Regions from separate parts of the Homo sapiens genome. Here region 2 is linked to region 1. The links are chromatin loops, found by intact Hi-C in ENCODE. Cell type or tissue: MCF 10A. All regions are shown on one strand.

Region 1 (8,000 bases):
GCCTCGGCCTTCCAGAGTGCTGGGATTACAGGTGTGAGCCACCACGTCCAGCTGAATTCCTCTAAGCTTTTTACTGCCCATCATCCCTATTAAAGAAGGAGGGAAAATGTCTTAGCTTCAGCTGCTGTAACAAAGTACCAGAGCCCAGTGGCTTATAAACAACACGCAGTTCTTCCTCACAGTTCTGGAGACTGGGGGTCTGAAATCAGGGTGCCAGCATGGTTGGGTTCTGGTGAGAGCCTCTTCTGGACTGCAGATGGCACATTCTAGCTGTGTCCCTGCATGGTGGGAAGAGAATGAGACTCCTCTCTGGGGTCCCTTTGATAAAGGCACTAATCCCATTTGCAGGGGCTCCAACCTCAGGACCTAATCACCTCCCAAAGGCCCCACCTCCTAATGCCATTCGTTACCTTTGGAGTTGGGTTTTTTTCAACATAGGAATTTTGGTTGGGCTGTGGGGAGCATAAACATTCAGTCCATAACCGAAAGGAAGTCAGCACAGATGAAATGTAACTCTGCTCTTTCACTTAATTCTCACAGCAAACTGGCAAGGGAGGCAACGTGACTCTTCCTATTTTATGAGGAAAAAAACGGGCTCAAGAGGTGAAGGAATGCTTTCTGGGTTAGAGAGTTAACCAAAGTAGAGTTAGGGGCCCAATCTAGGGTGTAGATGCCAGGCCCGCCTGTCCCTGCAGGGAGCAGGCAGTGACCTCCTCTGACGGGGCCAAGTCCCCTTTTCTCCTTGGTCTGAGGAAGGTGGACGATGAAGAAACAATATCACACGCTCTTCACCCTTCTAGACTCAAGCCAATTTCCACCTCTTCCATGAAGCCATCCCTGATCCCCCAGCTCTGAATCATTGCTCAGCCCTCCACGCTGCCATACATTCTAGCAGCCCCTTTTATCCTGCTTCCCCTACCAAAGAGTGAAGGACCCAACTGCCCCTTCTTCAGCAGTCTCTGTAAACCTTAGGCCCTGGGACGCTGCCCTGCTCTTATTAGGAGTGGAGCAGTGTATTAACAAGGGGATTATGTGCTGGCTGCTGGACTCTGGTGAGCAGAGAATAGAGCTGAGGCTGCCAGGTGTGTGCACACCTGTGCCACGGGCCTGCCCCGGCAGCTGATTTACAGTGTCGGTGAGGAGATGCATCCCCATGAAGGGAAAATCCATCAGATGGTAAATACTGTTTTGAGATATTAGCTCTCCCAAGCTAATTAGTTCCTTCCAAGCCCACCTGGGGTTTCTGAGACTTCTGGTTGCCTCCCCTGCTGGCGTTTTCACTGGGGGAGGGGCACGGTTTGGAGGGGGAGAGCTGGGGGAAACATTTCCAGTTTCGTCCCAAGTGTCTAAGCTATATTCTCTGTGGATTCCCTTCTTCTTGCCTATTGGTAATCCATCATTTCCTTTCCGGTAGATAAATAGCTATTCTCTGACATCAACCCACATTTTTCTGTTCACTTCTGCTCCTCATAGTCATGGCATAAACCTGCACTCCCAAGCTCTAACTTGGTTCTTGATGTGTGAAGGCATCCTTCAGAATTCTAAGAGAAATCTCTTTCTCAGTGCAGCCTGCCTTTTGCAAATCAAAAGTGCTTTGGTTTTCAGACTATTTATTGTTTCCGCTAGAGATAGACAAAGCCTACTTGAAAGCTGGGAAATGAAGAACCTGAAGTTGGTGTGCACAGTGGGTAGGAAGTGATCCTGCCACCTTGGGGGCTGGGCTCAGGCGGGTTTGTCACCAGCAGTCCTAGGGCCACCATTCATCTCAGGCTTCATAAATGTGTTCATAAATGTGAACAGACTTGGTAAATGCGACAATCTCTGAGCAGTAGTGTTCTGAGGAAGGGGAACGTTTTTCTGAATTTGCGAACAAGCCGGTGGGGGTCTTTGACAATGGGTACAAGGAAGTAGAGGAGACAGCAACCTTTTAATGCCTATTGACATCCCACTATAATGAAGCAACATGGGGACACAAAGGCAGGGAGAAGGATGGGGTTGCAGTTGTTGCAGAGTCAGGCAAGGTTGCCACAGGGAGGGAGGGACTGGAATTGGGCTTCGATGAGGCGTTGAATGGGCAGATCAGAGGGAGAGGCATTTTAAATAAGGTGATGGTGGGGACACAGGTATGAGGGACGGACATTCATGGAGTGGCAGGGGACAGCCTGATGGTGTTGAGGGTTGGTGTTAGAGAATAAGAGAAGAGTGAGTTGGTAGATTTGGGTCCTTGAAGGTCAGACTGAGAGGTGGTTCAGTGAGCAGTGAAGGACCCCGGAGGAGGACAGCAGCCTTCCAGAGGGAGGCGGAGGGCAGAGTAGAGGTGAGGTGGAGGGCAGAGTACAGGTGAGGTGACAGAGACCCGGACGGAGGCTGGAGAGGAGGCCCTTCTGGGCTGAGGCCAGGCTGGGTGGAGGGCAGTGGGTGTGAGAAGGAGGAGGTCAGAATGAGGAGACATTCAGAAGGGGAATCAACCGGACTCTGGGGCTCCTTGGAGACAATGAGTCTTCACATCTGTGTGGCTGGAAGCTGATCAGACTTCACCAGGAAGGGGGGCCGTGGAGGAGACCCTGTTGGGGATGCATCGGTGGGACTTTAAGGGTGCAGTGTCCAGTAGGCAGCTGGCTTCGGGAACCTGGAGACTGCAGCAGAGTCAGTGCTGTGTGCCCGCCCAGGGGCTGTTTGTGCAGGGCGACCCGGGCCCGAGGTGAGGCCTCAGGGGACAGAGGCACCTGGAGAGAAGTGTGGAGCAGGTGTGACCTGGGAAAGCCCGTGGCGGGGGCCACTCCACGCAAGAGCAAAAGAGCTTTGGAAAGGAAGCATTGCAGTGGTCATATGTGCCGCTCTGCACTTGTTCAATGGGCTGGTGATTCCTCATTGTTCTGTGATGTTGGTTTCAGTTTTGTAATGAGTTTTCATGAAAATAACGAGCACAATGAAAGCCCACATCCCTCTCAAAGTAGCGGAATGGAAAATAGAACTCTGAAGAACCAGCTCTCTTGACGTTCTGAGGCCCAGACATTTCTCTCAGGGTTGTAGAACAACCTTGAACCTGCGTGTCTCCCTGACCCCACCGGACACCTGCCCCGGACCTTCCTAACGTCTAGGGGGTGACGCACCTGAGTGGAGATTCTCCATGCAGCACCAGGGATTTCTGCCATCGTGGACTTTTTAACAGGTGTTCTCAGGATGAGGACTTTTGGGGTGCACCCCCCACCGGCAGCAGTTGCGTTTCTGGGCTTGAGATTCAAGGCATGACTGAGCAGGTGGGGGATGATGCTATGCATTTTTTGGCATGAGGTCTCTTTCAAGTAAATGAAGAGGCCATTTCAGAAACACTGCAGAGAGAGAAATGTGAGCACACATTTTCTGCTCTGGCCACCATGATTCTTTTGCATCTCGTCACCATTTCCCTGCACTTATGCCACCCCCTTCCCCAAGCTCCAGGGCCCACTAACTGTGAGAACAACGAAAAGCATTAGCTATGGACTCAGCATGCTTCCTCCCCGAGAGCTCCCGACAGCCAGCAGAAATCAATAAATTAGGATAAAGAAAATGACATTTAGCTTTGTCTGGGCTCTCCTGTCTGTATGATTTTGCAGGCTTGGTGTGGAATGAAAATTCTGTTTCCTCTGCTCCCCTCCCCTAAACCTACAGACTGGTCTTCCTGCTTCCCTATGAGTGCCTGCTTCAACCCAGACAGTTCTGACACTTTGACTTACTGATCAACTTTTTTTTTTTTTCTTAAACCACAGTTTAAAAAAAGTCAAACACACACAGTCACGGGAAACAAAAACACACAAAACAACAAACCCTGTTTAAGAGCTGAGTAAGCACTAAGGCATGCATTCCCTCCAAGAGCAAGGGCCAGGATGAGAATTCTCGGTTCAGCTGACTAACGCAGCTCACATTTTAATAGTCTGCAGCTCTTTCTAAGCTGTTAACACTTTACTGTCTTAGAGGATGTTTGGGCTGAATACCTCCCATAGTTCTTCCACTGAGACATACCTTCTCCATGGTAGAGAAAAGCAAACAGGAGTGTTGTAGAGAAAGATGAGTCAGGGGCCAAGTGGGTTGGTGCCAAGACAAAGCAGGAACAAACCAGTGTTCTGGTGCCTTCCGAAAGGTATGTGTTTAGCTCCCACTGATAAGTGAGAACATGATATATTTGGTTTTCTGTTCCTGCATTAATTCGCTTAGGTTAATGGCCTCCAGCCACATCCATGTTGCTGCAAAAGACCTGATTTCATTCTTTTTTATGGCTGTGTAGTATTCCACGGTGTATATGAACCACATCTTTATCCAATTCACCATTGATGGGAAACTGGGTTGATTCTGTGTTTTTGCTATCATGAATAAAGATGGGAACAATAGTCACCGGGGACTACTAGACCAGGGACAGGGGAGGAGGGGCAAGGGCTGAAAAACTACCTGTTGGGTGCTATGCCCATTACCTGGGTGCCAATCGTACCCCAAAGCTCAGAATCATGCTATATACCTTGTAACAAACCTGCACAGGTACTCCCTGACTCTAAAATAAAAGTTGAAAAAGAAAAGGAAAAAAGGAAATGTATGTATGTGTCTTCTACACTTGACTGGTCAGCCAGGGCTGTCCTGTCCAAGCCTCTGTTCTCATCTCTCTCTTCACCCTGACGGCCACGACACGTCCAGAGCTGAAGAACAAAGTGTGCTTGAGGTCGTCTTGAGCGCAGGTTCCAAGATGATTGTTAACACACACAAAGCCTTCCGGACCCCAGCAGAAGGGTGACATTTTCTTCTGGTAGAGTTTGTAATTTAAGATAAGGCAATAGAGCCCGAAGCTGGCAGTGTGGTGTGCACGCCAGCCACATAGCAGCCTCACTTCTCGAGAGGAATCACAGTTTCTGTTTCTAGGTCTCTGGATTTGTACAGCCCAGGCCAGACACTGTGAGGATGCTGGATGGAAGTCTCTGTATAAGGGGCCGGTCCCGGAAATGAGTCCGTCATGTCTGTAGAGAGGTCACCAACAGCTGCCGGATATTGTGCTGCCTCTTCTGGTGGCACACATTTGCTTGGAGGAAAATGCACACTTATTTTAATATTAGATAAAGAGGAGGAGTTCTTCTCCACCAGTGAGCCCGACTCCAGAGAGTTTCTGGAGCCTTGAGGATGCATTTGTTGAGCACTTAGCAAGGGGCTGTGTGCTGTTGGCAGTGGACAAGGCCAAGGGCCTTGAGGCCTCTACTACCTAGGGCAAGGCCAGCAGATGTCTTCTGCAAAGAGCCTGATAGTAAATGGCATGGCTGTGTTCTAATAAAACTTTATTTACAAAAACAGCTGCTGGCCAGATTTGGCCCATTTGTTTGCTGCCCAGATTTTTCCTCTGAGCTTCTCAATGGTAAAAACAAATTCTCACCCGTTTTTTGTCTTCCTAGTGCCTAGCACGAGGCCTGACCCATGGAGGGCCTTCGGTGGCATGTGCCGAGTAATACTCCGTAAATGTCTTCCAAGGAAAATGCTGTGGCTCTCTAAGTAGATTTACAATTTGCAACTTGAGCTGCACTTGGAGTTATGATGCTAAGTTGTTGAAAGGACCGTAGCATCGTGTGTGTGTATGTGCACACACAATGTGCACACGCATCTTAACTCCCCAGGTATGTGGGCAGTGTACAACCCAATTCTGTTGGTCTTTTGACTCTTTCCTTTCCTTCTCCTTCTCTGTTCTTCTCTTTTCTCCTCCTCTCCCTTCTCTTGCCTCTTTCCCTAAATATTCATTATGTACTCTCTGTGTACCAGGTACTATGCTAGACACGAGGGATGTGAGGAAGAGAATCAAGACCTAATGTCTGCCTGCAAGGAGCTTATAGTCCAGTAGCTGAGCTGGCAAGGAGAAAAAAATTCTTGCCCAGGGAGCAGTGTGCACCAAGGGTGCGTTGCACTATGCTGGGGAAATGTGTTCATGGGGGTGGTGCATGGAAGCATGAGAGACAGAAGATATTTGCTGGTGGGGAGGGCGGGCAGAGACACTTTGTGCAAGACGATGCAGTGTGTTTGGGAAAGGTCAGGCATTGGTGTAGCTGGGGATGAGGAATGAGATGGGCCTGGGCCAGCAGGAGGCAGGATGAGGGGGAGGCCCGCCAGGGAGAGCCACTGAGGGGTTTCAGCTGGAAAATAAGGTGATCAGAGCTTCCTGTCTTAGACGGATGCCCTGGTGGTTTGCTGAGGATGGACAGAGAAAGGCAAGCCTGCAGGGTGGGTTGAAGAGCACTGCAAGGCCAGATGGAGGTGCTGAGGTCAGGAAACGGTGCTGTCACCGTGGGGATATGGAGGAGTGGGTGGGAGCAAAGACCTTACTAAGGTTGAATCTAGAGGACTTGGAATCTACATAACTGGTAGTAGACATTTTGAAGCAAAAAAGTAGGTAAGTTGAATACGTGCAGGGAGTCAGGGAGAGAAGAAAGATAAGAACAATACATTTGGGAAAGAAGTAGGGGGAGGATGAGGAGTTGAGTTGGGGAATGTTGAGTTTGAAAATCTATTGTCCAGTAGGATGTTGGGCATTTGGATTTGGTGCTCACAGGGGAAATTTGTGCAGAAGATATTGGCCGTCAAAAGCAGCAGGTGGTTGGAGTTGCAGGATGGAGGCACCCTCTCAGGGAAAAGGTGGGGGGGTTGGCGAGAGAAAACTCTGGGCAGCACCGTCACTTCCAACAGCCATGGGCCATGATGGGAAAGTTCCTACTGGAGGGAAAGCATGGGCAGCATCATCACCTCCAACAACCACGGGCCATGATGGGAAAGTTCCTACTGGAGGGAAAGCGTGGGCAGCATCATCACCTCCAACAACACGGGCCATGATGGGAAGGCTCCTACTGGAGGGAAAGCATGGGCAGCAACACACCTCCAACAGCATGGGCATGATGGGAAAGTCCCCACTGGAAGGAAAGCGCAGGCAGCACCATGGAAGGAGAGCAAGGGCCCTTTTTTGAGGTTGTCTGCATGTTGCTGGCACAGAAATTAATCGCCCTGGCTGAGGAGAGCCTCCAGTGGGAGGCGAGCCCTTGGATTGGGAAACCCATGGACAGAAGGAAAACAGAAGACCTTGACCATAGATTCCAGGTGTTTCTTCCTTCCAGTAATGATTCCTGGTCTGGGTTAGCAGTGGGCCTCTGTACATGCCTCTTTCTCCCTTAAGCAATAAAGGAATAGGGCTGTCGTTTTCCCAATGTTGAACCAAAGTGTGTGTTTTGGGTCATCAGCCCTGTAGGGAAGGAGAAGCCCCTGAGTGCCTTGCCCTGCCTTGGGGAGGGTGCAGCTCTGGACACACAGGGGTGTCCACTTTAGTTCTGCTTTTTCAAACTAAGGAGTGAACTTAACAGCCTTTGATAATTGTCTCAGCTTTTAAGCCATAGATTAAGTTTGAAAGCCATTCTGCAAATACATGGTCCTGGGTGATTTTCTGTTTATAGGACCAAGGCAGTAACGTGTGTCTACTGTTTTGATAAATCTTTCTTATGAAAGTCTGTGTAATTGGTTATAGACATTTTGAAGCAAAAAAAGTTGGTAAGTCCTCATTAAAGGAGGAGAAAACTAAACTAAATAGACAATACAACGCTGAGGGAAAGGAACTGGACCAGACAATTTTGGAAAAACATGATGCAGGGGCAGCCTTTGTGTGTTTAAATAAATTTTACTGAGAAGACCAATAGTTTAAACAGGTAAGTACTGAGAGAGCCTTTCCCTGGAGGTCTCCCTTCCCCATCCCACCTGCCACCTCCCCTCAGGAGTTACCCGTGGGCCTTTGCACCCTGTACTTGGTAGAAGTCTATGTCTGTCCTGCTAACTTTCCCAAATGCCCAGTGAGCATTATCTCCAGGCCATTCATTGACATCTCTCAACCTAGACGAAAACTTCTGACACATGGCACGTTAACCTGCCTGCTTCCGTCTAAACCTTGCATCACAGAGAGACTCATTTGTTTCTAAGGAACATTCCAGACAATGCATTTTCTGGCCTGGGACTTGGTT
Region 2 (8,000 bases), 430 kb after region 1:
CAGTTTGAACTGGGGCCAGGTTCTTGATTTTCTCCTTTGATACTTTCTCCCAGCCTTGTGGATGTTGGGGCCACCTCTGCCAGCCAGCAAGGGAAGAAAGTGATTACTTTTTTACATAGCAGTCATAGCAGTTCAAATGCTAATTCTTTTTTTCTTTCTTTCTTTCTTTTTTTTTTTTTTTTTGAGATGGAGTCTCATTCTGTCACCCAGGCTGGAGCGTAGTGGTACGATCTTGACTCACTGCAACCTATGCTTCCTGGGTTCAAGTGAGTCTACTGCCTCAGCCTCCTGACTAGCTGGGATTACAGGCGTGTGCCACGACACCTGGCTAATTTTTTTTTTTTTTTGTATTTTTTGTAGAGATGGGGTTTCACCACGTTGCCCAGGCTGGTCTCGAACTCCTGACCTCAAGTGATCCACGTGCCTTGGCCTCCCAAAGTGCTGGGATTACAGGCATGAGCCACCGCACCCGGCCCCAAACATAAATTCTTTCAAGGTCTTTCAGTAGTCACCATACCTGGATCCTTCCTAATTCCTCTAATTCCACTAATTAAACTGGATTATCTCAAGCTAATCATATACAGGATCTTAATGATTTAAAACAAAACAAAACACTCTCTACCTGGCCATGCCATGTGAAGGACATTTGATCCTCTATCCTAGCGTGTGTGTGTGTGTGTGTGTGTGTGTGTGTGTGTGTCACAGAGAGAGAGAGAGGTGTCATCTAACATACCCTCTACATGTAAATGAACAATCTTTGGAGGTGCACAAATAGGTTAGCCCAGCGACCTGCCTCGCAAGAATGCTTTGAGGAGTTACTAGTTACAGGATATAAGATACTACAGAAACCTAAATTGTTTCTGAAAATGCTAAACAATAAGACATTTCTCAAAAGGGCCTCAGTCCCTTCAGTATTTTACAGGAATTCCAACTCTAGCAGCTTTACACAGGCATTATCACTTAATTACCAATAAAAATCTCACTAGCAACTTCCATAACTTCATTTGCAAATGAATATGCACACCTCCTAAATCATTCCCTCCTTTTCTCTCTCTCTCTCCCCAAGTTATTCCCTGACTGGCTCTGAAAGACTCCACGGCACCTGGGATTTGTAGAGGGCCCCCGTTTCCAGGTGTCCTTCCAGGCCAGCATGCACTCCGGGACATGTCAATACCACGTTGATGGAATTGTGCCTGATTCCCACTCAAATCCATCCATCCCTCCTGGCATTGGTGGGGGTCGACGCATGACAGAAACCTGGCTCCATTTGCTTGAAAGGTTCACAAACCATAGTGAATTTTTTTTTGTTTGGTTTTGTTTTGTTTGGCTCTGTCGCCAGCCTGGAATACAGTGGCGCAATCTCGGCTCACTGCAACCTCTGCCTCCTGGGTTCAAGCGATTCTGTTGCCTCAGCCTCCCAAGTAGCTGGGACTACAGGCGCGTGCCACCTCGCCCAGCTAATTTTTGTAGTTTTAGTAGAGACGGGGTTTCACCATGTTGGCCAGGATGGTTTCCATCTCTTGACCTCATGATCCGCCCACCTTGGTCTCCCAAAGTGCTGTGATTACAGGCGTGAGTCACCATGCCCGGCCCCCATAGTGAACTTCTTGTGATCCAAGGCCAAGTTTCCAGTATGTAATGAAAACTGAAACCTGGTTTTGAGTTTCCAAATTCACACAGAGCCAGTCATGACGGAAGATGTGTGAGGTAGCAAGGGTGAGCAGCACCACGGCACAACCAAGACACTCAGCACTTGGTTCTATTTCTAGCTCTGCCACCTCCTTGCTATGTGGCCCGAGGCTGGTCACCTGCTCTCACTTAGTTACCTTTCCCTAGTATTGGGGGAGAGCAGAGCTTTTTGCCTTATCATTCCAGGACCTGAGGATGTGTATGCTGAAACAGTGGCATTTCTCTGAATCTCTTTGAATTACAGTGCACATATCTTCAGGATATCAGAGACATCCCATCCATACCAGCACGTGCCTTCTTTTCCTAGTCATTTTTCTTCAACTATTCCCGTTTGAGCTGGGCTAAGAGAACAACAGTCTGGACTCATTCCTTAGGTGCATTGTTGGCCTTCTCACAGACTTAAATATATACATCTGTCCCACTTTTAGAGAAAATAGGAACAAAATCTATTACATGTATTTTAGGCCCTCTATCTGAATTCTGAAGTCTTTCTCTGACTTCTTTTTCAGCTTCAGCTTTTGATTTCAGGCACATTCACACTTGTTTAGCTTTCAACTTACAGAGAATGCTGGAAAAGAGATTCATGCATTATTTAGAGCATTCGTCTAAATGCCCTCCCAGATCCCTTCTAACTCCATGAGGTCCCATGAGTCTGTGAAATGCATGGGCAAAGGAAGAGGAACTGAGGCTTTGAAATCAGATATACCTAGTTCCAATTCCTAGTTCTCAAGTTTACTAGTTGTGTGACTTTGGGTGAGCTGCTTAACCTCATAGGAGCCTAGAGTCCTCATCTAAAAACCTGGGCCAGTGCCAACTACCAAGCCATGACTGTGAGGATTAAATGAGACATCACTTCCATAAAAACACGGAACAGAGTGTGAGGCATACAGCAGGTGCCAAGGTAGATATTAGATCCTGCTTTTCATTATTGGTGCAAGTTTCTGATGGGTCAAACATGCAGGCTGTTGTATATTTGAATATTGCTTCAGTCTTCACTTCCACGGTTTTATTTCAAAAAGAGAAAGAAGGAAGGAAATAAACAGAAACTGTCAGAGGCCCTTCGGAAATCATCACTCATCCATTGAAATGTGCTTTCCATTCAAAAACTACCTTATTAATTATTCATTGCTTTTGGAACTGAAAATGAGAACAGAGCTTAAGACCCAGAGTTGGACAAGAACAGTGTTCCAACTGCTTGATTTCTGTCATTTCCTGGTTTCTACGCAGTACCTCCCAAAATCTGAGATTTGCAGTTTTGGGAGTCGAGAGAACTTTAGGCTTGATGATCAGTCAGGTTTAGTCAGGTTTAGCCAATGCCCTGGAATGACTGTTCTCTTTACTTTCATTTCCACTCCCGGCACCGCATTTCTGGGGGATTATTTCACTGCATGGGTGGCCCGAGTCCCTTGGCCTTCAGCCTTATGGCTCATTCCACCGCTCTGGGCAAGCCATAACCACCCGAACATGCAAGTCTTTCTTTTGTGCCCCAGTGGCATGAGTAACATCATTAACTCTTCAGGGCCGAGGTTTGGGATTAGGTAAAAATCTTACATCCCCCCGTGTTTGCAGTCAGAACACCAGAGTAACAACAGGGTGTTTGCGGGGCTTGTTTTCACGCCAGAAATGAGGTTGCCCTAACACACAATCCTTAAGATGTTTTTTCCCTAACGATTGTCTTCACCAGGATCGTGGGTTACAAAATGGAAGCTCAGTGCTTCCTGCTTCGAGTTCCAGTAGAACAAACATGCAAGAGACTCCTCGGCTTGGAAACTCTTCAAACCAGGGAAGGGCTGCTGATGTGTCCCCAGGAGGGGAAGGGCAGGAGGAGCACAGTTGTGCAGGGGGGTGTTTCACATGCTTCTCTAAAGAAGAGCTTCCTAAAGTGTAAAAAGGCTGGGGAAAGACACATTTCCCAAGGCCTGGGGCCAGTGCGGGGACAAACGCGAGGCTGGCGCACGTGCATTGCGGGTTCCGCGCGCCATCTGGTGGCTTCGGGCTGACATTGGGCGCACCATCCGGGCTTTTACCCCATTGACAGACCTCATAGAAGGAACCCATTGCGGGCGATAAAGTTCTGCTGGAAGTGATCACCAGGGCCCCCAAAGGAAGACACCGAGGGCCAGATGTTCCGAATTCCACTCCTTATTCTACAACTGGATACTGAAAGCCTCAGGTTCTCTTTGACAAGGGGGCACTGATCCTTCCTTCAGGACCAGCCTTCCTATCACACAGCAACATAAGCACTCGGCTCTGGGCAGTGTGGCCCCTCTGTGCCTTGCTTTCCACATCATGACGCCACATGACGGGCCACAGGAGTCTTCCCTTCGCCCCTACCTGGAACGCGTGTATTCCCTTCCAGCCTTGTGAATCCCACAGTTCTCAAGGCTCAGTCCACAGGCATCTTTATATCCTTAGAATATTTGCCTCATATTTTGTTCATACTAGTGTTTCCAAAGTGTGTTCCAAGAATGATGGTGTTATTAATCAGAATTGTATCTCTTTTTGAAAAGGCATTCAAAGTTTGGGAAAGTCAGGGTTACGCAAAGGTTAAACAGACCTGATTGCAGGATATCTCAGGAGCATGACACATACTGAGAATGTAGTGGATTTCTAAGAAGGAACTACAGTTTGCTATAGTTTCTAAACTTGTTTGACATCAAAACCTTCCTCCTATCTCCACCTTTGAAATGTATCTTGCAAATATTGCATCTAATAAAACAATTTTAAGGAAAAATAGCATCCTGTTCACTTGACCCAAGATTATGTAGCTGTCTTTTTAAAACTGGAAGACATCTGCATTCGTTTGCTAGGGCTATTATATTGCCTCACGGTTGTGGATGCTGAAGATCCAAGGCCAATGTGTTGGCAGGGTTGGTTTCTTCTGAGGCCCCTCTCCTTGGCTTATAGATGGTCGTCTTCTCTCTGTGTTACCACATGGTCTTCCCTCTGTGCCTATCTGTGTCCTAGTTGCCTTCTCTTTTCTTCATTGTTTCTTCTTCTTCTCCTTCTTCTTTTTTTTTTTTTTTTTTTTGAGATGGGGGTCTCACTATGTTGCCCAGGCTGGTCTCAAACTCCTGAGCTCAAGTGATCCTTCTGCCTCAGCCTCCCAAAGTGCTGAGATTACAGGAATGAGCCACTGTGCCCAGTCCTAATTTTCTCTTCTTATAAGGACATCGGTCATATTGGGTTAGGACCCACCAACATGACCTCATTTTACCTTAATCACCCTTTTAATGTCCCTATGTCCAACTACAGTTACATTCAGAGGTACTAGGGGTTAGGACTTTAACAAAGGAATTTTGGGGAGCCACAATTCAGCCCGTAACAACATCTTATTGTTGCATCTGTAGGGTAAAATGTATGCTTCAATGGAAAATTATGCATTGTTTAGAGCAGGGTTGGCAAACTACAACCAGTGAGCCAGATCCAGCTGGCCACCTGTGTTTGTAAATAAAGTTTATTGGCACACAGCAGCATTCACCCTTCACATATTGTCTAAGATTACTTGCATGTTCACTGACAGTTGAGTATCTGTACAAAAACCATATGGCTTGCAAAACCAAAAACATTTACAATCTAGCCCTTTATAGGAAAAGGTCTAGAACCCACCCACCCACCCTTCAGGGTTATCTAATTTTGATCCTATAGGGGCTCTGCACCTTTCACGGCCTTTGAGTTATTTTACAACTCAATAAATTGTAGATCATGGATAACAATGCAAAACAATCCTTGACCACAGACAAGAAGCAGCCAGTTTTGCCTCAGTTTGCTTATTCCTTTCAGTATCCTTATCAATAAATGTGTGTCTTCTTTGGATTATCTTTTGAACTGGCAGTAGCGTCTTGCAGTTTCCTCATTATTAATGAATTGAATAAATCTTTAACTTTTTTTTTTAGTATCTGTACGAGTCATAATTTTACCTTTTTTTTGAAAAAGTGTCCCTTAAAATATCAATGTTAGGTTTCTTGAGTGTAATAATGGCACTGGGATTATAAAAGACAATGTTTTTGCTCTTAGGAGTACATATTAAAGCACTTAAGGTGTGTCACGCGCGTCCACGTGAAGAGAGTCCACGAACAGGCTTTGTGTGAGCAGCCAGGCTGTTCGTGTGACAAGGTGAAGTGGCATCATGCTTACAATTTGTTTTCAAATGGTTTGGCGTATATGAATATAAATGTGTGTGTGTCTGTAAATACTCACACATACATCACATATATAGGAGGAAAGATGGAGGAAGAGAAGGAAAATTGGTAAACTATAAACAACTAGTGAATCTAGGTGAAGTATGGTGCCCTTGAATGGTGTACTATTCATTGAACTTTTCCATATGTTTGACAATTTTCAAAGTAAAAAACTGGGCAAGGGGGGATAAGTTTATGTCATATTCCTCATGAAGCGTGTTGTCAGCTTCATGTCCTATTCTTCTGGATGTTTTTCCAGTACTTCAGAGATTAGCCAATTATAGACGTTTGTTAGTAGTCTGACTTTCTGCAGTGGGTACTGCAAGTAAGAAAAAGTAAATGATTGGGAGGCTGAGGCTGGCCAATTGCTTGAGTCCAGGAGTTTGAGACCAGCCTAGGCAACATGGAGAAACCTCAGGTCTATGAAAAAAAAGAAAAAAATCAGCTGGGTATGGTGGCATATGCTTGTAGTCCCAGCTACTAGGGAGGCTGAGGTGGGTGGATGGCTTGAGCCCAGGAGATCGAGGCTGCAGTGAGCTGTGATCATGCGACTGCACTCCAGCATGTCTCAAAAAAAAAAAAAAAAAAAAAAGTAAATGGAACATGAAACATTAATGTTTCTACTGTCACATGGCTCAATTTCTTCTAGAATTCTTAATAGTACCAAGCAAATAAGATGTTAAAGTAGATTTTTTTTTAAGCTAGTTATATCCTATTCCTAAAGAATGCTCTTTAAAAAATAAAATTTTATGGCCAGGTGTGGTGGTTCACACCTGTAATCCCAGCACTTTGGGAGGCCTAGGCTGGCGGATCGCCTGAGGCCAGGAGTTCAAGACCAACCTGGCCAATATGGTGAAACCCTGCCTCTACTTAAAAAATACAAAAATTAGCCAGGTGTGGTAGCGGGTGCCTGTAGTCCCAGCTACTCAGGAGGCTGAGGCAGAGGAATCGCTGGAACCCGGGAGCAGGAGGTTGCAGTGAGCTGAGATCATGCCACTGCACTCCAGCCTGGGTGACAGAGTGTGACTCCATCTCAAAAAAAAAAAAAAAAAACAAAAACAAAAAAAAAACAAGAAAAGAAAAGAGAGAGGAAAGAAAGAAAGAAAGAAAAAGAAAAAAGAAAGAAAGAGAAAGAAAGAAAGAGAAAAGGAAAGGAAAAGAAAGGAAAGGAAAGGAAAAGAAAGGAAAGGAAAGGAAAGGAAAGAAAGATCTTTTAGGACAAACTCTGGACGTGAGGACCTCTTACACGGTGCTCATGTTCAAGCTTAAGGCATTACTTTTTGTAGTGTGTTTGGGGTGGAGGTGGAGGTTGAAGTTTGTGTCCCTCAATGACTGTATAGTTTTGCACACCCTCCCCACCCCACCCCCAGCTTGACATCATGGTCTTAATACAGTTAGAGACCTCATTCATTGCAATTTGACTGCTGCTTGAGCCGGAACTGTAAGATTCAGAGCTCTTTGCATACTTAGAGGTATGAATAGTGCGGTAACAATGAGGAAAGAAAGTAAGCTAAATTCTCAAACATTGTGTCATTTAGCATGAAGGTTTAAGATTGAAACTTTCTGCCTGAGGGAAGCAGAAAAAAAATGAGTTTGTACAGAAGGTTTCCAGTTTCTGAATGTAAAAGGCACACTAAAAATAGCTAAAGGGACTGAGTCGCCTAGAGGCTTCTTGAGTTGCCCAGTGGGAGTTCCTGCTCGGAGAAGCTGTCCTTCAAAGCTGCTGCTGGAAACAGCCCTGAGACCGTTGGTGTGTGATGCAGAGCTCTCCTGGGTGGATTTCATTTGGTCACAAGGAAGCAGGAGATGAAGCAGATGGAGATGTTTCTTCATGGAAGGATCCCCTAGGGGAAGAAATGTTCTACCTCTGACAGAGGCTGACAGTCCAGAAGGTAGAGGCACATTGTGGGCTCAGAGACCAGATCTTGCTGAAATCAGGGTCAACCAATCGCAAATGGGCACTAACCTCAAAGAAAGAGTCCTTTCTTTCCATGGCCACTGATACGGTGTCATTTAAGACCCTGATTTTTTCTTGTCTGGGCTATTACCACAGCCTCCTCTCTAGGCCCTCTGTCTCCAGTTTCCCCTCCTTCTCCAATTCATCCTACATATGGACTCTGGTGGGATTTT

Evidence for each region. A loop is a pair of places that touch in the nucleus more often than their neighbours do. Peaks named below come from ENCODE experiments on the same cell type or tissue, not always from the same donor. Only the 100,000 strongest peaks of a DNase experiment are listed, where the experiment ranks them.
Region 2: a loop joins it to region 1, with 9 times the contacts of the local background. A loop is called at or near these places in 12 of 110 quality-filtered maps.

Annotation. Positions count from the first base shown.
Region 1 is chr1:234,921,898-234,929,897 of GRCh38, reverse strand. No RefSeq gene overlaps it. Among named protein-coding and RNA genes, the nearest start is that of LINC02971, 31 kb to the left of the region's middle. RefSeq lists enhancers at 2,309-2,398, 3,159-3,238. In MCF 10A, no CTCF peak of the experiment used is centred here; a DNase peak (open chromatin) is centred at 3,927.
Region 2 is chr1:234,494,917-234,502,916 of GRCh38, reverse strand. No RefSeq gene overlaps it. Among named protein-coding and RNA genes, the nearest start is that of TARBP1, 20 kb to the right of the region's middle. RefSeq lists enhancers at 2,866-2,955, 3,366-3,415, 3,456-3,505, 3,500-3,794, 7,573-7,782. In MCF 10A, a CTCF peak has its summit at 3,670 (motif pointing left); DNase peaks (open chromatin) are centred at 1,256, 1,646, 2,496, 3,626 and 2 weaker places.